Regions from separate parts of the Mus musculus genome. Here region 2 is linked to region 1. A link is a loop called in an ENCODE intact Hi-C map of the cell type or tissue named here. Cell type or tissue: left cerebral cortex. All regions are shown on one strand.

The links. A loop is a pair of places that touch in the nucleus more often than their neighbours do. Peaks named below come from ENCODE experiments on the same cell type or tissue, not always from the same donor. Only the 100,000 strongest peaks of a DNase experiment are listed, where the experiment ranks them.
Region 2: a loop joins it to region 1, with 2.2 times the contacts of the local background. A loop is called at or near these places in 3 of 42 quality-filtered maps.

What each region holds. Positions count from the first base shown.
Region 1 is chr5:113,466,761-113,474,760 of GRCm38, reverse strand. It overlaps Gm30812 (a long non-coding RNA gene), which reads right to left. Exons shown (of 3, transcript XR_389557.3): 2 at 1,061-1,215. Among named protein-coding and RNA genes, the nearest start is that of Gm30812, 6.0 kb to the right of the region's middle. In left cerebral cortex, CTCF peaks have their summits at 2,230 (motif pointing left) and 3,148 (motif pointing left); DNase peaks (open chromatin) are centred at 3,150 and 4,742.
Region 2 is chr5:113,576,614-113,584,613 of GRCm38, reverse strand. It overlaps Wscd2 (WSC domain containing 2), which reads right to left. Exons shown (of 9, transcript NM_177292.3): 8 at 7,151-7,351. Among named protein-coding and RNA genes, the nearest start is that of Gm42002, 23 kb to the left of the region's middle. In left cerebral cortex, a CTCF peak has its summit at 4,154; DNase peaks (open chromatin) are centred at 4,954, 5,280 and 6,915; H3K27ac peaks cover 522 bases.

The sequences.
Region 1 (8,000 bases):
CTTTTTCCTCCAGACTGCCCAGAGAGCCCCACTCTGTGTATCTAAAGGGGTGGTGCTGCTGTTTGTGGGAGACTGGATTCTGAGCCCAACTTCCTGAGTGTGAGCTCACAGCTCTTACCCACGGCTGAGCCGCTGGGCCGTGGCATTAGTTAAGTTCTCATTGTGCCTGTGACAGATGCCTCACACAAAAAACTTAAAGGGGAAAGGACTGGGCTTAGCGCATGCCTTCTGTTTTCAGAGGGTTCAGTCCCTAGTCGCTCGGCTTGAGCACTTGGGCAGAACATGGCAGCAAGAGCTGGGAGAGCCTGGTAGAGGTTATACCCTAATTCTTGGTGAACAGGAGGGGGCTGTGAAAGAAGAGGACCGAGATCCCAAGAACACCCCTCCAGTCCAACTCTTGACTTGGCAGCCTATCGTTCTATGAAGTCATTGGTCCATCAATTGGATCAGACTGTCAATCTAAGGTCTCTGAAAACAGCTCACAGACACACCCAGAAGTGGGCTTACCAAACCCCTGGGTGTTTCTAATCCAGTCAAGTTGAGGAACAATGTTGACCACTGAATCTACATTACAGGTAAGTTGGCCAAGGCCCAGAGAGGTCTAGTCACTTGCCAATGACATAGAACTAGGGGGAGCTTCTGTTCTAGGTTGGCGGCTCCTTCCTTTTCTCAGGGCAGATTCCACAGAAGCTGACGATCAATGCTCATGTGCCCTGTTGTCTCTGAGCAGGGCTGTTCTGCACAGGTGAAAAGACTCCAGAGTCCCCTCCTGCATCCACAGGCCCTGGCACCTTTAAGTCAACCACTCCCTCCCCTTGGACATCTCCATCCCTCCATTGTCACTTGCATTAGCAACAGTCAAGGAGACTCCATCCAAGTCCAAACAGGGTGGGTCACATGCAGGATCCTGAGCCTTCAGACCGTTAGAAAGAATCCAGGGGCAGAAGTTTCTCCATTTTCTGCTGAACCCTGATGAGCCAGCCATCGTTTGTCTTGACATGGAAACAATCCACACCTTGCTGGTGCTCACAGTGAGAAAGGCGAACCATATAACACTTACCCAGTGCTTGCCAGTGATCAGGAAAAAGACACAGTGGCTGTGGAGTCCCTGTGAAAGGAGCTGCAGAGCTGTGTCACTGTCGTCTGCATGGCTAGGACTGGGGGCACTGAGAACATCATCAGAAGAAGCTAGTGAGGTCTCCTGGTGCACAATCCCTAAGAGAGACAGAGAAGCCATTAGCAGCAGGAGGGCCGCACTGCAGAGATTTCTGTCCCTTGGCAAAGAGCTGAGAGAAAGCAAGAAGGTTGTGGTGTGACCTAGGGCTGGGTGGGGGGATTTCTGGGAAGGGATCCCATGTAAAACCTCAGCAGCAAATGGTGGGTCCCATCCAGACCTGTTTCTGTAGCCTGCCTGCTGCACTGCTGTGATCACAGCAGCAAAGACCCCAGTACCTTCTCTGTCCATGACTCTTGTCCTTGGCTTTGGGATTAAACTACCCCTCCCCCATGTGCCACCCCTCCTCCATTTTCCCTGCTGCTGTTACAAACACCCAACAAAAGCAACTTCAGGAAGGGAGGGTTGACCCCAGCTCAGAGTCTGAGGGTGTTTTCCATCATGGTGGGGGAGGTCGCGGTGATGGTGGGAGATGGTGGTGAAGGAGCATGAGTCAGAGGGTCACTTAGCATCTGTAGGCAGGAAGCACGAAGTGATGAATGGCAGCGCTCAGCTCATCACATTTTTATTTAGCCCTTGATACCTAAGAGCTGTGAGTGGAGGGTGGGTGGGTCTTCACTCCGCTCTGGAAACATCCTCACAGACACATTCGGGTCTCCCAGGTGACCACAAACCCACTGGAGTCACAGTGAAGGTGAACTGCTCACACCGGGGCAAGAAAAGGCTCAATCCTGCTGGTGCCCTTGTCCACACCAGGAGACCACACCCAGGCTGTTTGTTTGTCTAAGGACCATAGAAGATGGGTGAAAAAGAGCCTGCTGTTGGTTGGATGAGCCCAGAGGGTTAAGAAAGCTTATTTAGAACAGCAAATCAGAGTGGCTGGCCATGCTGCCACACTGTTGCTGTTTATCTCCAACCTTTCTAGGGCTATTTGTTACACAGTAGCCTCATCAGAACGAGAAATAGATACAAAATGGTACAAGTGCATGCTGGTGTAACCCAGCAACCAATGCTGATATAACCCAGCGCTCCCTGCTGGTGTAACCCAGCAACCAGAGACCCGGATACCGGCTCATGTTTGGTGAGGTCTGCTTCTGCCACAAGCGGTGTCCCTGGCAGGACTGACCAGCCGAGATGATTCACAGGTGCTACCTTGCTAATTTCTCTTGTTCATAGAGAATTCCCACTGGCCTCCACCTCCCAGGGATGAGCGTATCTTTGATGCTGCCTCTAGAGCATAGTGCCCAGCGTGGATCAGTCATGCCACCCACTTCTCAACCAAGTAGACACAGGTCAGCCAGGTTCCAGGTTTTGAGTGCCTCTTCACGGGGAATTCCTACAGATCACTTTGCCTGGCCTTAGGATTGTAACCAACTCCAAAGATGCGCACATATCCGAATAACCACAGAACCACATCCCTGTGCTCTGAGCTGGTCAGTAACAGAATAAACTATCTGATAATACACCAGGAATCCCAAATTAAGCTGTTTAATCCTCCCAGGATAGTACAGTCTGTGCCCTTATCATGAGATTAAAAACAAAGCAAAAGCCAGTAAAAGATTTTTAAAATCCACACTATATATAGGGCATGGTAGCTCATACCTGAAATCCCAGCCCTCTCAGATGTTGAGGCAGGAGGATTTTTATAAGTTCAAGGCCAGCCTGGACTACTAGTAAGATAAATATCTTTTAAAAAATCCATATTGCATGACTATATTAGATTTATGATTATATCCACAGTGTTAAACACACACACACACACACACACACACACACACACACACGCGACAAATGGCAAAAAAAGAAAAAAGGAAAAGAAAAAAAGAAGAAAAGAGAAGAGGGAAAGTTAGGATTTTATGGACAAAATCCATGTGGCTAAGAAACAAAGGAAAAGATGCTCACATTCCCCAGCGTTAGGAAAGTGCAAATTAAATACCCTCCTGGACTGTCAAAATGAAAGGAGTTCCAGCGCCCCCTCCTGGCCAGGGTCAGAGCAAAGGCTACATTCTTGTCTGGCAGCAGAGGATCCAGGCCTGGGGAGACTTCTAAGATGGTGCCCTTAGCCACTGTCTTAGTCAGGGTTCCTATTCCTACACAAAACACTATGACCAAGAAGCAAGTTGGGGAGGAAAGGGTTTATTCAGCTTACACTTTCCATATTGCTGTTCATTACCAAAGGAAGTCAGGACAAGAACTCAAGCAGGTCAAGAAGCAGGAGCTGATGCAGAGGCCATGGAGGGATGTTTCTTACTGGCTTGCTTCTCCTGGCTTGCTCAGCTTGCTTTCTTATAGAACCCAAGAATACCAGCCTAGGAATGACTCCACCCACAAGGGACCCTCCCCCTTTGATCACTAATTGAGAAAATGCCCTACAGCTGAATCTCACGGAGGCTGTTTCCCAACTGAAGCTCCTTTCTCTGTGATAGCTCCAGCCTGTGTCAGGTTGACACACAAAACCAGCCAGTACAGCCACCGAGTAACAGAAAATCTTCTACCAGGGGCTTCTGAGCTGGTGTTGTTTACCCTGCCTCTACCTCTTCTAACTTTTCCCTTTTCTCTCTTCCCCTCTTCCCTCCTCTCGAGTTGTCTCTCTTCTCCCTGCCACCCCCCCATCCCTTTCCTCCCCTTCTTATTCTTCTATTGCTTCCTCTCACCCTGCCCCGTGGGCGGTGGGCACCCTTCCCATTTCCACATTCCCCTCTCTCCCTTCCTCCTCCTCTTTTTCGCCCCCCACTCCCTTCTCCATGTCGCCTCTTCTTCCTATTCTGTCTTCTTTCTCACCCTCCTCCTCTTCCTCCTCATCCCCTTCACCCTTTCCTCCATGTCCCCCTTTTTAGTATCAGGAACCTCTTCAAAGAAGATTTTAGAGAGACAACCCCCCCCCCCGGAGCCATGGAACGAGAAAGCACAGTCATGGTTGTAGCTGGGGGCAGAGGGCTCCATCTTCTTTCCTGACATCTTCATCATAGAGTCAAGGAATTTCCCATGATTTCACAGAAGGACATGTGAACAGCCTTCAGAGGACAGGGAATGGCTGAGGCCACACAGCTGATGGTGACTTGGGCCAGCACTGTGCAGTGTGATTCTATGCTGTTCTGTTATCATCGTTAGGACCACCTGGAGTCCTCCCCGGAGCACCTTGCAAGGACACATTGAATGTTTGACAACTACTCCTATTTCCCTAGCAAAGGGATTGACAGGTGACTGGATATGGTCCACCCACAGCAGGAAGAGACCATGCCGTCTCAATGTCAGGCATGTTTTTTACAGTATCACTGCCCCAGGCACGGTGGCTGGCAAAGCCTTGACCAGCCCCTGTGATCTCTCCTACCTGTCAATCATACTCTGTCATTGCTGTCTTCCCTTCCTTCTTTGGGGATTGGGTCTCCATTCCCTCAGCATTCAGCACAGGCCACCTTGGCTACTCAATGGCTGTAACTGTCAGAATGTCCATTCTTAGGGCTCGGCTATGTGTCAGTTCTGGTGGAGGGAGGTGAAGGCAGAGGATTCTGGGGCAATGGTAGAAGATCCCATTGTGTCACCCTGGGCAGCGTGCCTGCTGCTCTGTGCCCTCACTGTTCTACAGAGACAGAGTTGTGATTGTGATGCTGTGGGGTCAAGTGAAGGAAGCCGAGTGACCCAGGAAGGAAGTCTGTACTAGAGCAGCGTTTGGGTGTAGACTGGGCAGAACAAATGAGCGCCATCCCCACCTGGCTGCACTCTGCCTGTTTATCCACTGGAATCTTCTGGCAGTATGACTCCCCTCTGCGGGGTTCTATCCACTCCAAGCTCCCAGAGTATAGTTGGGGGGGGTGTCCTTCCTTCTTAAGATGTTTTAAGGTGTGTGTGTGTGTATTCTGAAGCTGGAGTCACAGGCAACCATGAGCCTCCTGATGTGGAAGCTGGGAAGTGAACTTTGTCTTCTGCAAGAGCGGGATGTGCTATTAACCACCTGGCCTTAGCTCCAGCCGAGTGTGTGGGCTTTTGGGTGGCCTCGCTAATGGACTTAGTCTTTCGAAAGAGCCTAGGTGTCTTCCGCATTATACTGAGTCACATGCTCAATCTCAGCCAATCATTGGCTATACTGGGTCACATGCACACTCTCAGCCAATCATTGGCTATAGTGAGTCACATGCTCACTCTCAGCCAATCATTGGCAAGGGAAACAGCATTTATGAGCCTGTGATGTGCAGGGCTGTGGCTGATGAGAAACCATGTGGGCTTGGGAAAGATGCATTAAAGGAGTGGAATGTCCTGCCCAGAGGGACCTCTGCTGTTTTCAATTTTCATTCTAGGACCCCCCCCCCCCCACTCACTGAAGGCACTCAGCAGCTGGCGAGGGGGATGGTACTCCCTCCATTCCTTCTCTAGAGCTCATCTCCACCAGCTCCAGTATCCAATGCAGGCAGAAACGCATGATGGAGCTGGGAGACATTAACAAAAGATTTTGGGCTGGGTTCAAGTAGGTCGACTCCTTCAGGTTAGGGTGGGTGTCTGCGTGGCGTGATTTTGTTTGTCGTGCCTGAACCTAGTGTGGTAAAGGAGTGGGTCTCGGTTTAGCAATGAACTCTAGAGCTCTTATTTATTAATAACAGTCACAGATGCTCAAAATAAACTATGTTTGGTCAGAGGCGTAACCAGCCCTGGCTACAGTTCACTATGACTTCCAATTACTTACAGCATGGAGGATATTTGGTTAACATCTTTCTCCTTGGAGCTGTGGTGAGGAAGGGGGTGTGGCTGCCTCAGCCTCTGTGGACCCCATGCTAAGGGTAATGAAACCAGACTCCACCCGAGTAAGAGACTGCATCACCATGGCAACTTCCCCACTATGGAGACCCTCTATGGCCAGAGGCATGCCATGGCAAAGAAGCCTCAGTTTCTCCATCCATAAGGCAGGGTCTTGGATGGCTGACGGGCACGAGGCACGAAGGCAGCTTTAGGGTGGGTCCTCCATAGCTAGTCAGCTGCAGAGCTAGGGTGCAAGTGATCTCCAAAGCTTGCCCCGCAACGACCCAGCCCCACCCAGTGGGAAGGAGCAAGGGACCAGTGATCTTTTCTTGAGACTGGTGCTCTGCCATCAGGGCCAGGTCAAAAGTTCCGGTGCTTCTTCTAAAATGGCCCTCATCAGAGAGTCCCTGGAGCCACATGATTCTTAAAACTCTTCAGCATTCTGGAGTAGGAGCTATCCCCTGAGCTTGTTCCCCCACCCCCATCACACCCCATACCCTCTCATTCTCCTGTCTTCCACCCTCTTTCCTTTTCTGCCCTTCTGTCTGTTTTTCTGTTTCTGTTTCCTGTCCCCATTCCCCCCTCAGCTCTTTTTCTTCCTTGGCTTACAGAGATGAGGTCTTGCTGTGCAGCCCTGCCTAGCTTCAAACTCAAGGTAATCCTCCTGCTGAGCCTCCCAAGCTGGGATTCCCTGTGTGGGCTGAGTTCTTTGTTTTACCTAACAGCCTGTCTTACTTCCTAACTTTCCCATAAGCCCTTAAATTTCCCAGTCCTGGAGAACTTCCGGACCAGCAGGCAGCGTGCGGGACACGGGGCAGACGATCTGTGTGAGGACTCTGGTCCTGACAGGGCGGCAGCACTAGGTCAGGCAGAGGCATGGAGGAGGGGCTCACCTTAAGATGTTTCAACTGCTTAGTCAGCACGACTGTCATTCTAGACTGACTCCTGGCTTTGAAATGTCTTAGGATACATTGTCTCTCTTTTGGGAATCTGAGCCTCTAGAGAGCTCTTATTATGAAGTGGGTGTCTTTGCCTTTTCCTCTTAGGCAGCACACAAAACGCTTAAGTACTGCCTGTGGCTAAGCCTGTTTAAATAAAGCCTTATTTACAGCCTGGTGGGTCTGGATCCTGGCTTGCTGACCTCTGTTGTGGAGGAAATCAGAGATGGAAGGACAGGACCAATGATCCTTCCTATCCAGGGTTGTACTTCTTTAACGGAGTTATGGGAATTCTGAGAATCTTTGCTAAGAAGGGTCTGGAGCAGGTGTGGGAGGGGCTGGACACATGCACACCGAAACCTGGGCTGTGTATGAGTGTGTGTGAGTGTGTGTGAGTGTTTGTGAGAGTGTGTGTGTGTGTTGTGTGCATGTGTGAGAGTGAGTGTGTATGTGTGTGTTTGTGAGAGTGTGTGTGTGAGTGAGTGAGTGTGTGTGTGTGTGTGTGTGTGTGTGTGTGTGAGAGAGAGAGAGAGAGAGGGAGAGAGAGAGAGAGAGCACATATTCAGCATTGCAGTGTGACTTTGAGCAGGGTCCCCCATGGAAGCTCCAGCCTCTGGTGCCATGGCTATGACAGCAGCTGCATCTTACAGGCTCACCAGGAAAACAAAGCAACATCAAGTGCTAAACCAGCTTTGGCGTGCTTGCAGCTCTGCAGAGTGCCCGGCAGTGGGAAGGGAAACTCGAAATGAAAATCCTTGGCCATCTATTAGCCCGTAGTGTGAAGAGAGTCTTTGTAAGGCATCTAACTTTTGGGCAAGGCTGGGATAAGCTTCAGGGGCCAATCACAGTGGAGGTTTTTAATCCAGCAGGGCAAATGAATCTCCGAGTTATGACCTCAACACCCCCATATCACCAAGAATATGTGTGTGTGTGGGGGGGGGGGGGGACAGAAGACAGCACCCAGAGCTTCAGGCTTCAGCTGTGGGCAGGGCTGGGTGATTTTCTCCCTCTACTGTAGTGGGAGCTGCTGGGGGAATCTCCATGGTGGGGATGGTTATGACAATCCCGAGCAGCGAGAGGGTTAAGCAGGGCTGCGGGTGAGGCCGGCTTGGGTTCACCCTGGACAGCAGGTGGATTAACAGTGGAAGGCTGATGGC
Region 2 (8,000 bases), 110 kb before region 1:
TTTGTGTGTGTGTGTGTGTGTGTGTGTGAGGGGGTGGGGCGGGGTAGACTAAAGATGACCAAGGCACTCTCCTCCTCCAGGTGTAGGTTTTGCGTTTAACAAAAGTCCTAGGCAATAAATGTCTTAAAAAAAAATCACAGATCAGCAGCCGCTTTAACTAAAACATAAAACGCTCTCTAAAAACGTGATCAAATTGGTAACTCAGAAGAGTAAGGAGCTCTTAGAGTCACGTGAGTCAAAGTAAATGCAAACAAACAAGCCCCCACCCCAACCAAAAAAACCAACCCCAAAAAAACCCAAAACAAAAACAAAATCACAAAAAATCCCAACAAACAAAAAACACCCCCCCCAGAAAAACAAAAACCATCCCAAGCCAAACAAACCCAGACCCCAAAATAAATCCCCAAACCAAAATCAACCACCACCACCACCACCTTTCTTAGAGGGGTTTCCGTCAAAACCAAGGCAAACTCCAAAAACAGCCGGCCCGCCTTCCTTTCCCTAGTCTGAGTCTTTTGAGTAGCCTGTTTCATTTAACTCTCATGCTTATGGGTAAGGGTCTTCCTTTCAGCCTCAAAGCCCCAAATGTCAGCTTGGCCTGAACTTGGGGGGACTCGTCCCTCAGGCTATTAACAGTAACCAAATGTCTCTGGCCCCTCTCCAGCACTCCTGGGGACTTAAGCTGAGACCCATCTTCAAGGGGAGTTTCCTGAATTTTCCTGTGAGGTCCTGTGTTCCTTTGCTTCCATGGGTCTAACAAGAAACTCTCTAGATGTCATGAGTGGCCCTGACACAAACATAGACATTTCTCAGACCCACCCAGCTCTGCCCCTGGGTCATTTGTAGTAACACATGGCTTTTCTGGGCATTGTCATCATAAAACTTGATCCCCCAAGTGACCAGTCTGGCAGAAATGAAGATATTCTCAAGAGCTATGTGACTAATAGACTGTGAAGCAAAGGACCCTAAGGATATAGGAGCTCCCCCAGGACGCTCATGCTGAGAGAGGGGAGGGTTGCCAGCTGGAAGGGAAAGTGTCTCCCTGAGAGAGATTTCAGAGAGTTCTGGCAACATTGTAACACCTTATAGACAAGTCTGAAGCCCAGACAAAGACAGGGACCAGACTACTCACCCCTCTCAGGTTTTATTTCAGGTCCCTAAAAACAAACTTGAGGGGTTTGCCAGATCTCATTGTCCCCCTACCCAGTGTGACCACATTAACTAAATCTCTTTCTTATTCTTTTAATGGCTCTTTCAATGGTTCTATATCTTTTTAAAAAAAAGATTTATTTATTATTATATGTAGATATACGGTAGCTGTCTTCAGACACCCCAGAAGAGGGCATCAGATCTCATTACAGATGGTTGTGAGCCACCATGTGGTTGCTGGGATTTGAACTCCGGTCCTTCAGAAGAGCAGTCAATATTCTTAACCGCTGAGCCATCTCTCCAGCCCCCCCCCCCCCCGGTCCTATATCTTTCTTTGGGACAATTAGCATGTCTTCAAATTTAAACATTTAAACAACATGAATAACTTTAAGAACAGGATATGATTCTTATAAAGATGTTACCTCCTTGGTCCTTATCACCGTGGGCTATGAAGTAACTATGACATACTCTCTCCTTTCTAGCATACATTTTTCCTAGTGACAGTTGCTGCCCTCCCCCAACCCTCCTCTCCACACCCCATCCCATCCTGTCCCAGACACAGATCTTTATCCCAGAGATTAAAAAGCTAGCTCACGTCTGTGCTTTCGACATGTCTTGTTTATATGAGTGTTTATATGCATACCAGCATATCAGGAATAGCTTTGAGCATCACTGTCTCTTTAAAAGTGAAGGAACAAAACGTGGGGGGGGGGGGGCCTCAAGATCTGTATCTTGGCAAAAAAACCCTAAATATGTATTTTTTGAATTGTCATTTTAAAAACTTACTTTGGGGTTGGCATAGAGATTTTAGAATTTACAGATCTTCTTAATGTGCTATACTCTAATTAGATATTTAATGGAATTATTAGACTCTTTTTAATTAAAAAGATTCATAAAGTCATGAATGCTAAGCTCTGTTGTACTCTGGACGTCTTATACTTTTGATGCCTGGAAAAGACCAATAAAAGGAAATGCTTTTTCCATTAGTGACAACCAAAACCAAAATTTACCCAAAAGCAAAACACTTCAAGATACTTGTCAGAGTGGCTTAAATCTCTAACAAATATTTCATTTAAATTTAGTCAGTGTCCTTTACCTGGATTTTAACTATTGGATCTTAAAGATTCCATATGTCCTATGGTTTACATTATAGCTTCCTGAACTTCCTTTTAAAATTACCTCATTAAAATTGTTTTCTAAGTTTTATAATAATCATAAGATCAAAATATATCACAAAAGGATTTTTAAAATGTATATGGTTATAATGAGGTTAAAATAATATTGAAGCTACAAAACTTAAGGTCAATTCAATACCCTGAGATAAATTTGATGCTTTTTTTAAGTATCGATTTGTTCTTAATAATTTTTACAAAAAAAAAACAAAAAACAAAAAACACTTAAAACAACAACAACAACAAATCCTTTGTTTATCCTTTGACTAAATGGACATTTAAACCTGGGATTAAATGTTCCCCAATTGAACAAAGCCTTTGTGTTTTGAATAGTCAGTCATTGCTTTAGTCATTTAAAAATTATTTAGAGAGTTATGTCTATCTGGAATGTTCCTGCTAAATTCAATAATGGTTGTAAGACTTTTTGGTGAACATTTACATTTGTTTATTCAATTTGGACTATTAGTTAATGAATAACACATAGTATTGTAAAATACTTTTAAATGGGATAACTAAATTTAAAGTTACAGAGCCTTCCTCAAAGGATAAACTAGATGATTTCATAAACAGAAAGAAAGAAAGAAAGAAAGGAAGGAAGAAAGAAAAAGAAAGGAAGGAAGGAAAGAAGAAAGAAAGAAAAAGGAAGGCACCACATCAAAGACTCTATTCTGATTAAAAGATTAGGTTATATCTAAGTACTTCCAACATATTCCCAAACTATACTATGAAAATTTTATAAAACATATATAAAATAGATTTTGTTTTCAGGACAGGGTTTCGCTGTGTAGCCCTGGCTAGCTTAGAACTCGCTCTGTAGACCAGGCTGGCCTCACACTCGAGATCCCCCTGCCTTGACTCCTCAGTCCTGGGATTAAAGGCATGTGCCACCATGCCCAGCCTTATAAAATAGGTTTGTGGTATGTATAATTTATGTAACTTATTCATACCATAGGTCTATGATTTCCATTAGTATATTAATTATAAAGGTGTATTGCTGGATTGTGATTGTATTTTCACTATATAGATGCAGGCAGGAGTTAACTCTACTCAGTCTCCACAGGTATCTATCACTACTTTGCCATCATTTAACAGAATGGGAAACTGAGGCATAGAATAAACAAGGGGCTTTTTAAGATCACTTAGAATGAGAGGCAGAGCAGGATCTGGGAGGTCTGGCTGGCTGCGCCAAGTGGGACTTTTACTACCAAGGTATTGTAAGCAAGGTCAGCTCACAGGGAATGGTGGGCTGTAAACAGGGCGTGGCTGAGCTCACATTGGCCTGAGCCCTGCAGTTGTTCAATACTCGTGGCTGTTGTCCTCACTGATTGAGCTTTCTCAAGTATGACGTCATCACCCCTGGCGGGGGGCGGGGGGGGGGGTCACACAGGCTTCCTTTGGGCTCCCCAGGCCTCATTCTTCCTGATCACAGGGCGAGCCATTACTGTGTGGTCACCCTGCTTACGCATCTGTCTCCACCGCACCCTGAGCCCCTGGGGGTGGGGTTAGGATTGTTGTTAAGTCTCTTGTTGTGGTCTCTCTACTCAAACTGTCATGGACTGTCTCTTCTTGGGGGTGCTCATCAGCCATCTTGCTATGTGATAGAAAGTCACCTGACTGGGAGGGTGCCTTAGATAGGTTACATGGCATGAACTTAGGGGTAGTTGTAGAGCCGATCTCAGGGAGAGCTGCTGAGGCTCAGGTGGGAGAGAAGCTGGGAGGCGGCCAAAGGTGGGCACGGGATGCTGCAAACAGCCTCAACGCAGTGGAGAGCTGGAGAATTCCAAGAGGCAGCACACTGGGGGCTTAAATGGCAGAGGGTGCAGTTCTCCTCAGTCCCTCTAGAGGGAGCAGCGCATAAGAGACCGGTGAGTCTCTCCAGCTTGGTTGGGGGACCTTACAAGCCTCCTCAATCCTATCCCCTTGCTAGGCGACAGATCCTTACCAACCACCCCATTGGAAACTACCGTATGTTCATCACCAGGAGGGAAACTGAGGCCCAGACAGGTAAAGTGAACAGGTCCCACAGCAGGGAAACACCATCCAGTCCACCTTGTCTTACACTCTGGCCCTGATTCTCTCCTGCCACGACCAGCCTTATCCCTGGCTCCTTCCCACAGCCTGATACCCAGCAGGAGCTGGGGGTGGGGGGATTCGCTGCTGAACTAAATTGAAATTTCCAACAGCTAAATTGCACCGTGATGAAGGGCTGCTGTTCCTGACAGAACACATCGGAGCTGTCCTTAGACGCCCCTCCCAGTCCCCTCCTGAAATCCCGCGGCTGCTTGAGAAATATTTATGCTGACGACAGGTTATTTTTTATTCTTCAAATAGATTATTTACAAGGCAGCTGACTAATTGGGCCCGTACTGTTATAATGGGTTAGGACCAGATGTATCTGGGAGATTAGGGAAAGTTTAAGCATACACAGGGGCTCCTTCCCTCTCCGTCAGCCTGTCCCTAGTTCTGATCACCTCCTGGTATCCTCGGTGACTCAGGACAGCTACTACCATCCAAGAAGAACCCCTAGGTGAGGTCACCTAGCACCCCACAGATCTAGACTTCAGGTGAGGCCATATGTAACCCTCTTGAAGACATTTGCCTGGTGTGTCAAGATGAGCGTCTGATCCTATCGCCTGCAGCTCTTGTTCTAGGGGGGCTGTCTATAGATGACTCTGCAGTCAGGTGCCCAGGGCTGGAGACCCTGTTCTTCTCCACCTGCACTGGGTGATCTTGTTGGTGCTATTTGCTCTCTTTGGGTTTCTGTGTACTGATTTGCAAACAGGCAGCCTTGATATCTTAGGATGATAAGCTTTGCAAAGATCCTGAGGAAGTACCAGGTGCAGAAGAGTAACTGCTGCTTAGGACAATCCCTGCTGATGGCAGCTCCCAGCTTTTCCTGAGACTCCCCACATGTGCCTTCCTGCTGGCCTGAGTTCCCCACAAAAGCATAGCAGCTCCCTTAGCTGTCCCGAGCTCTCCCATACCAGATGCGCGCCCACACTATTCCAACCCCCACCTCTCAAAGCTCCTAAAGGACTCCATTGCAAAGGAGAACAGAAACAAAAAGCCCTCTGCTAGCTCAGGGCTCCTGGTAATAATTGGTCAGCACCCACAAATCTGGAAACAAAGGTACCCTGAGGAGCCGCAGGGTGCACCTGTCTGTGCACAGCCTGGCGGTCTTCACTCCAGCTTCTTGTCGTCAGGAGGAACCAGGCCCTGATTAATGGTTTCTTGGTGCCAGTTCCCCACGGAGTCATTAAACACAGGATCTGTTTCATTAAACAGATCCAGGACAATTCACCTTGTGTAATCATATCACATAAAATTTCGCCTCCGTCCTGCTCCAGAGGGGCTGTAAAATTAACGTTATAGAACGAAAGTCATGGGGGGTGGGGAGGCTTATCTCTTGGCTCTGATCAGGAGAGGACAGGACCACAGGGACTGGACACACTCGGTGGCTACGTAGCCTCTGCTTCTCCCAGGTCAGGGTGTCCCAAGGCAGGTCTCAAAACCTGTGAGAGCATTGGAGCCCCTGAGGAATCTGGTTGGACACAGACCCTCAAGTTTCCCAGATGACACTGCCGCAGCTGGTCCCCAGCCACATATGAGCAGTAAGGGTTTCAGGCAGTGAAGTGTGTGTGTGTGTGTGTGTGTGTGTGCGCGCGCACATATGTGTAGTCTGGAGTGGAGCCTGATGATTTACATTGCTAATGAGCCCCCCTGTTGTTCTGGTGCCTAGGGTGTCAAGGAGAGGAATGGGTGGGTGGGGTGGAGAATGGGGGCCCTGTTCTGGGGAGAGCGCTCTTGACCTGAGAGGGGTTTCTGGGGCTAATATAGCCCCAGTATGAGATGAACGTGGACTGATCCTCTACTCGCCCTCTGTTGGTTTTGAGTTGGCTCAATGCCCTGACTTGGTGTTGGTCTAGGGGTTCAGGGGTCTTAAATAAGGAAACAGGCTAGCAAGGTGGCTGTTGGGAAAGTATACTCTTGGGGACGTGGAGGCTGGTGTGGGGGTATCGATCAGTGCTTGGGTTGGGATCCTAGCTCAGCAGACCTGGGGTGCGTACCAAGCCTATATACCCTGCCACAAGAACAGTTCTTCCCTAGTTCCTTGAGGGTTTGACAGAGAGAGGGGTTGCTCAGAGACCAGTTGATAACCCCTCCTCCCCTTCTCTCAGTCCCCAGGAAGCCTGGGAAGATGAGAGCTGGCTAGCTTGACTGCTGTGTATCCTGTGACCTTAGTGGTCTTTGTCCGGTTCCTCGTTAGTAAAGAGAGAACCAGGGTTCGGCTCAGACCCAGATGGGTTTGAATTCCGTGTTCCAGCCCCTGTCTGCTCATTGACACAAGCCTGCCTCTTCACCTAGCATAGGGCCCTGCTTGCTGTGACACCAGCGGATCCACTGGTCTCTCTGAATGCAGCAGGTTCATTACAGTGATAACTGGTCACACAGCCGTAGGCTCACACAATCACATAGGCTGGGGCTAGACACAGACCGTGCCATACCCAGGAGAGGACCCACAAACATGGTAATCCATGCCAGCTGGGTTCGACTAGCAGTGCCTCGTGGCAATCCATGCCAGCTGGGTTCGACTAGCAGTGCCTCTGTCACTGTAGCAAGAACCATAGCTGCTGGGAAGAGGGTGAACTACCCAGGCTTTTGCACCCCACAATTTTATCACCCCCTCCCCAAGTCCAGAAAGTCAGAATCCTTAGCTACTGGTGCTCGGGTGCCTCTGCTGCTCAGAACTGCTGCTTTGCACAGCTCTCTTAAGAGCTCCTTGCTGATTACCCGCACCTCACACTGTCCACGACCCTCCCTCCTGTCACCTTTGCCTTTCCAGTGGGCGTGGGCGGCAAAGCCTATGTGGCCTCCATATTTGCGGTTGAACTCAGCCATGAGGGCCTTGTAGGGGTTGCGGATGAGCAGAATGGCTGCGTCGAAGGCCTCGATCTCCTTCTGGCCGCTTTCATGGGTCTTGATGCAGATGGTCCGCCCGCTTCGCCAGTGGTCCCGCTCACCTTTGAACCCTGTGCCCAACCCGAGCCGAGAAGTTAGAAGCTGGGGAGGTGGGGGTGGGGTAAGAAGTACACACACACACACACACACACCACCTTGTGCTTCCTCACCATCTTCTTCACTTAGCCCTTCCTCCCTTCCAGTGTGTATTCTGAGCACCTGCGGACAGGTCTCACATCTGATATGCCCATGCTGGAGATGGTCCTGAGGTCCAAGCCATCCTGGTTATAGTGTGGGACTCCAATCTCCAGAAACCAAAACCAACAAAACAGTAAAGGAAACTTTCCAGCACCCGAAGGAAGGCATTCATGATGTCACCAATGGTGACAGTATGGAAAGTCACTTCCCTGTGTCAGGGAGGCCTAAGATGCTGTGTCTTGGACACCATCATGGTCTCAACCTAGCATGACACTGTGGAGATTGAAAATAAACCACACTGGTGGAGAAATACATACTCCAGAGTCTAAATGCTCAGTAGACGGGAGTGGTGCCGTTTGGCAGGCAGAACATTTGCTGGAGGAATTTTATGTCCCTGATGAGGGACAATGTGCTTGGCTTCTCTGAGGAATGTTGTTGAATTCCCCACCAGAGCCCCCGCCCCCCACACCCCTGTTTGTTTGCTTTCTTTCTTTCTTTCTTTCTTTTTTTTTTTTTTTCGGT